Linked DNA regions of Homo sapiens: region 2 is linked to region 1. Evidence: read pairs that join two places in POLR2A ChIA-PET (ENCODE). Cell type or tissue: MCF 10A. All regions are shown on one strand. Each heading gives the region's core, and the rest is flanking DNA. Links, peaks and the distances in the headings are about the cores only.

The links. ChIA-PET counts read pairs that join two places held together with the same protein. Peaks named below come from ENCODE experiments on the same cell type or tissue, not always from the same donor. Only the 100,000 strongest peaks of a DNase experiment are listed, where the experiment ranks them.
Region 2: POLR2A ChIA-PET joins it to region 1 with 37 read pairs; 9 of 35 experiments call an interaction of 5 or more read pairs at or near these places.

What each region holds. Positions count from the first base shown.
Region 1 is chr10:112,954,726-112,957,529 of GRCh38, reverse strand. All of the region lies in intron 3 of TCF7L2 (transcription factor 7 like 2), which reads right to left. Among named protein-coding and RNA genes, the nearest start is that of TCF7L2, 5.9 kb to the right of the region's middle. RefSeq lists an enhancer at 1-30. In MCF 10A, for the core only: no CTCF peak of the experiment used is centred there; a DNase peak (open chromatin) is centred at 1,349.
Region 2 is chr10:113,057,970-113,060,773 of GRCh38, reverse strand. The region is part of intron 5 of TCF7L2 (transcription factor 7 like 2); the gene reads right to left. Among named protein-coding and RNA genes, the nearest start is that of SNORA87, 14 kb to the right of the region's middle. RefSeq lists an enhancer at 2,003-2,631. In MCF 10A, for the core only: no CTCF peak of the experiment used is centred there; DNase peaks (open chromatin) are centred at 1,323, 1,913 and 2,373.

The DNA.
Region 1 (2,804 bases), core at 86-2,585:
TCTCCTCTGGCTACTTTTCTGTGCCTCCTCCCGCAGATACCAGTACATTTTTCACAAATAAGCAGCCCTCCCATCCCCAGTGTAAACCTGGATTTTTTTTCCCCTCACCTATTATATTCTTTTAGTCAACTCTCTTCACCTCATCTCACTTTTTTAAAAACTCTCACGTTAACTAGTTTAACTAGTGTACTATGTAATGTGTACATTTTCCCTTCCACTCAGGGGAACATCATATAAATTAAAGAGCCGTCTCCCATACCAGGTTTCTTTAAGTATTCCTGGGGAAAATGCACAATATAGGCAATGTAATCTCAAAAAAAAAAAAAAAAAAAAAAAAAAGGTGGGGGTGTTGGGGGGAATTAAGAAAAGAGAAAGAAAGGAAAAAGGGAGAAAAGAAAAGGGAAAAGATGCAAACACCTAGAGCAACTTTGCTTTTGAAAAAGGCATCTGTGCAGAGCCCCCACTGAATTTCCATTCCTGAAAGTGCTCTTTATAAATGTGTATAACAATAGCCTAGAGGAAACGTACAAGTCAGCTGCCAAAGGAGTGGTGGCGTCTGTCTCAGTAAACTCAAGATTGTAGAGGTGGGGGTCAGCGGAGAAGGGAGGGCAGCATTTGCATTAGGATACCACCACCTCCCCCCATCTCATTGCTTATAATTAGTGAGAGAAATCTGAGCTACTGCCAATGTCTGCGGACCTTGAATATTATAAGGCCAACGTGGCGTCAAATATCTTAACATTCATAAGTGTTATGGGCTGTAAATAAAGCCTGTGGATTTATGACCTGGTGGTGCGCTTGCCAGCAAAAAGACTGGGGCACATTTCTTTCAGCAGACCTGTCGAGGTGCGAGTTTGCCTTTGGTTGTAAAATTAACCATTTCCTTCACAAATGTGCTCAATTATAAGTCAGAGTTGAAGATTTACTTACATAGTTGCCAATATTCACTCCCAGAAGAAACTCAGATGCCCACATCACACACCCCTTTGAAAATAAGACCCTCAAGAATTTGGTTCAGCCTCCTTTTCCAAACTTTAAAATGTGTCACCTCAAAAGAATTATAAATGCAGTCAAAGATATTATCTAATGCCACTCACCAAGACTAAAAAGCTTACACTTACTTCCCTGGAAAGTGCTTATTTATTTGGCAACTCCAGCATTTAAAAAAAAAAAAAAAAAAAAAAAGGTAAATCACTCCTTGCCTGAAATCTCCTCCCTTCCCCCAATATAATGTCATCTACTTCCTGTGCAGGAGAGAGCATTTGCTAAATCCAGGTTGTCTCATACTTAACTGCCAATAAACCAACTTCCACATAACTTCCAGACAGCTGGGGGAAAGGTCCTCGGAGTTTTAGTCATGGTCCAGAAACACGCGTCCACACAAAAATTTGCAGCTGTCCTTTCTCTACAGTGCATTTTTAATGTGATTCAGGGGGGCCTGTTGTGAAACATCTGACAAAATGTAAAATCCTCTTAGATACCTTCTAGTTTACCCACTGCACGTGTGTAAGAGAAGTTGCACCAGGATTTCTCCACCGAGAAATCTAGGCACTTTTTGCACACAGCCAGGGGCACCTCGTGGGATGTAAGGAGGCATTCGAAACCTGGAAAGACTTCTACTGTAATCTTTAAAAGCACAGCCTCTGGTGCAACTATTAAAATGCTAGTTTTCTAAAGCAAATATTTTTTTCAATGGCGTGCAGAACTGCAGCGATCCAGCACGGCAAACAGAACAGCATTCTTGATCTGCAAGCCCCTGGAAACCTTCCGGTAACTTTTTCACAGCTTGCTAAGAAACAGAAAGCTGACCAACTTCCAGCAATGACTCTAAATGAAATCCCTATCAGTAAAATTAAAATCAAGGTGAAGAACTCCTAGCAAGAACGAGGATTGTTTTCCTCAAAAAACTCTTTCTCAATCAGACACAGAGGGCATCAGTCAAAGCTCCTTCCCTTAAACAGTCAAAAGTTTCCAAAAACACGTCTTCCAGATAAGCTCGTTAGGCTCCCAAATGCCTGAGTTTGTTTCTGGGATTTCAGAAAGTTTCAATATCAACAAAGTGGAAAGCGCTGGCATATTTAATTTATAATCATTAAAATATGACTTATTGGGTGAATGTTGAGCCTATAATCCATACTGCAGACATTAAACCCCAACCTATAAAGATTAGCATGGAATTAATACGGTTGCATTGAGATTGAAATCTAAACATGTTCGCCATAAATATTTCTGAAGGAGATGAAAAACAATTAGCATAAATACCAAAGAAGGGTAAGAACACCTGTTCTTTTTCAGGGCGATAAGCATTTTATTGTTCTCTATTTAAAATGTAATGACCTGTGTAATTACAGTAATATTACATTGTTATGTAGGGGCTTGGAATGTCACACTTTGAAAAGTGTTGTCAAAACAATCAGGGGTGAGGTGGGGGGGTGGGAGGACAACTGGGAAGGACCACCATTAACCCTTCACACTCCAAGGTCTAAATCTTTTGTATTAGAAAGGATTATGTTGTTTCAGTGAGGAAAAAACGTCCATTTTTCACAAGCCAGAAAGAGAAGTTGCCCGGCTAAATAAAATCCCAATGAATAGGCCCCTCTCGGTTTCCTTTAAATGCTGGATTCCAAGTTCAAAAATGAATTCAAGATGCAGCTTATTTATCTGTTCAACCTAGTAGCAAAGAGCTCGGTTGAAAAGCAAATAACTTTGGATAAGAGAAGATGCAAGGGCTCGAATAATCAAGTCCTTAAAAAGAAATTTCAAACCTAACTGGAATTTCAACCACCATATTCCTATTTCCACTT
Region 2 (2,804 bases), core at 24-2,523, 100 kb before region 1:
CACTGTTCCCTATGTATTTTGGGCATTCCATGATCACACAGCGTACCAATTTACACTTCCGCATCTAGAAACACAGTCTTCTGGGAAAAACCTGCTCTTTTCGGTATGGCTGGGGAGTTGTGCTCTAGCTTGTAATTTGGGTTAAGGAAGTGACTTCCTGACTGACAGGAAGCAGAAGCCGAAGCTGACTTTAGCTGCCTGCAAACCCCTCGCTTGGAGAGAAAGCCTGAAGTTCTCCAAGAGAAGAAAGCTACTTATCAGGGAATCTTCCAAGAACAGAAACCTCTCCCCTGACCCCCCCATTTATTAAAACAAGTTTATCTAACAAACAACTCGAGTGCATTCGGTCCTGAAGAAGTAAGCTCAGTCACTGCTTTTGTAACAACACAGTCCTTTTAAGGCTTCTAAGGACATAATTACCAGTTGAGTTTTGAACTTTGCCCAGATAAAGGCCAATACACCAGGCTTTGCTGTTTGTTTCTCGAATCAAGTAAATTCAAGTGTGAACAGAATTCTGGATCTCCTCTGTGCCTGCAATTCCTTCTCTCAGACATAGTTACTTGCTGCCCCCCTTTATCACTAAATGCATTTTTATGGAGAGCCAAATACATTTTGTTTTTTAAAATTCCAACCACTTGATTTTTGTTCTATCTGAGCATTCTGAAGAACAAACACTAACAGGGTATCCGCTGAACAGCTAAGATGTAAATGTTATCAGAAATCACACTTCCTTTCCTAAAGCCCACTGTCATATCCACCGGGGGCGGATAATCTACATGCCAGCAAGCTTTAAAAACTGACAATATGCAAGGCTAACATTCAAATTTAAAAAGAAACACCCTGCTGTTCCTTCACACACACACACCCCAAAAATGGTATGCAGAAATATGGAAGTGAATGGCAGATAATTAAGGAGAAAACAATCTGCTCTTTTCCTATCTCTTACTGACATGTTTAATAGTTTCTAAATAAAAAATGTGATTTTCTGTCTTTTTTCTCCCCTTCTCCAAGCAATTTCCGAGCCAGCTTTGGGCAGTAAACAGTTAATATTCCACTCTCCCTGCTGCCTTGAAAACCAAAGGAACAATTGAGACATTGTCCAGTGAACAAGACTCCCAGGGACTGACATTTTTGTTTATGTCCCAGTTCTCAGACTGTCAATTTCCACTAGGCACGTTAAAGCCTGACCCGCGCACCAACACAGTCCACCGTGAGCTGAAAGGGCTCCGCTTCATTTATTTTATTAAAGCTTCGGTGTCTGTTTTTGATTCAAACTCCAAACCTCCCCAACCCCCGCCTTTTCCCCAGAAAGTTGCCTCCTAACTCTGAGACTGTGTTGCAATTCCTTCTTGGAACACTTTGCCAAGAAAAGTAACAAAATATTTTTGAATACCAATGTTTGCATGGTTTTGCCAAAAAGGGTGGGGGGTGGGAGGAGGACCTGAACAAGTGGTCCAGCCTTGAAAGCCGCATGTTTTTATGGAGTTTTGAAAATATTCCTCTGAAATGATATGCAAGCCGGTACCTACGGTGACCTAACAGTCCAAACTCTGGCACTCCGAAAACATTTAAAAGTCCTCCAATGCATCCGAAAAAACCCAAACTTCAGGTTCAAAAACAAAAAGTGTACATCAATATTTTCCTCCCAACCGATGCCACTGCCTGACAAATTGTCTGAGTTATGGCCCTAAAGCTTCCCCTCCCCACACCACTTTCCTACTCTTTTTATCCCCCACTCCCACCTTTTGGGGCATGGGGGGCGGTTGCATTAGTGATTTCGCAGGTTTGGGGTCTTGCTCCTGACACTTTATCTCCATGAAAAGCATACACAGCAGTGAGCACCGTTTCCTGTTTGCAGAGCGGGCATTAACTAAATCACACCCTATGCAGCAGCTACGGAATGCAAGAGCATATGGCATTGTGCAAGGATTTACCGAGGAATAAAAGCAGCAACGCTGGCCTGCTGCTTACTATCAAACCCTGTCACTCTGTGCTTGCGGGTCTCTCTATTTCCCACTGGCCCAAGCCCATCTCTCCATATTAACGTACAGCGCACACACACGCACACACACACACACAGCTCACGACCCAAAACCTGGAACTTTTACAAGGAACAAGACACAGGAAAGCCACATGGATCCAACCCCCCTCAGACCCCTTATTGCTCAGATTGGAGACACAACCCCTCCTTCTCACAAACTGACCAGGAAGCAAAAGGAAGGGGCTGGGGCTATGAGCTGCCCGGAGGATCACAGTGTGGAGTCCATGTTGCCCTCGGGGACCTGACACCAAAACCCGGTATAAAACCACATTTTCCAACGAACCATCTATACCTTTCTTTTCCCTCTCACCCACTCCAAAAACAGCATTTGGCCATCTTCCCATTGCAGACTCTTTGTTTAGAATTGAGGATTCCCCACCCCCTCTTCATCTCTACTCTAAAGGGCCTCTTCAGACCCATTCAGAGCCTGCTCAGGCTGCCCAAGCTGGGGCATCAGACACTGAAATAAATGGTGATACTTTCATGGCATATTTGAATGTAACAAGCCATTCTCTCCCGAAAGGAAGCCCTGTTGGGCAGTCACAAGTTGTTACTGAACCAAGGTTGAAAGACAGAATCCCTAGGGGCCAAAGGTAAGATTGTAACATTTATAGCCACCACCTTCTTCCCCCTTTAAAGGCCCTAATGAACCTACATAGGGCACACGCAAGACATTAACTTCTTCCTGCCAGAAGCTTCTATTTGCTCGATGAGGGTCCTTCTAGGCAAGCACCACAGCTCCAACACCTCCCACTGTTCACAT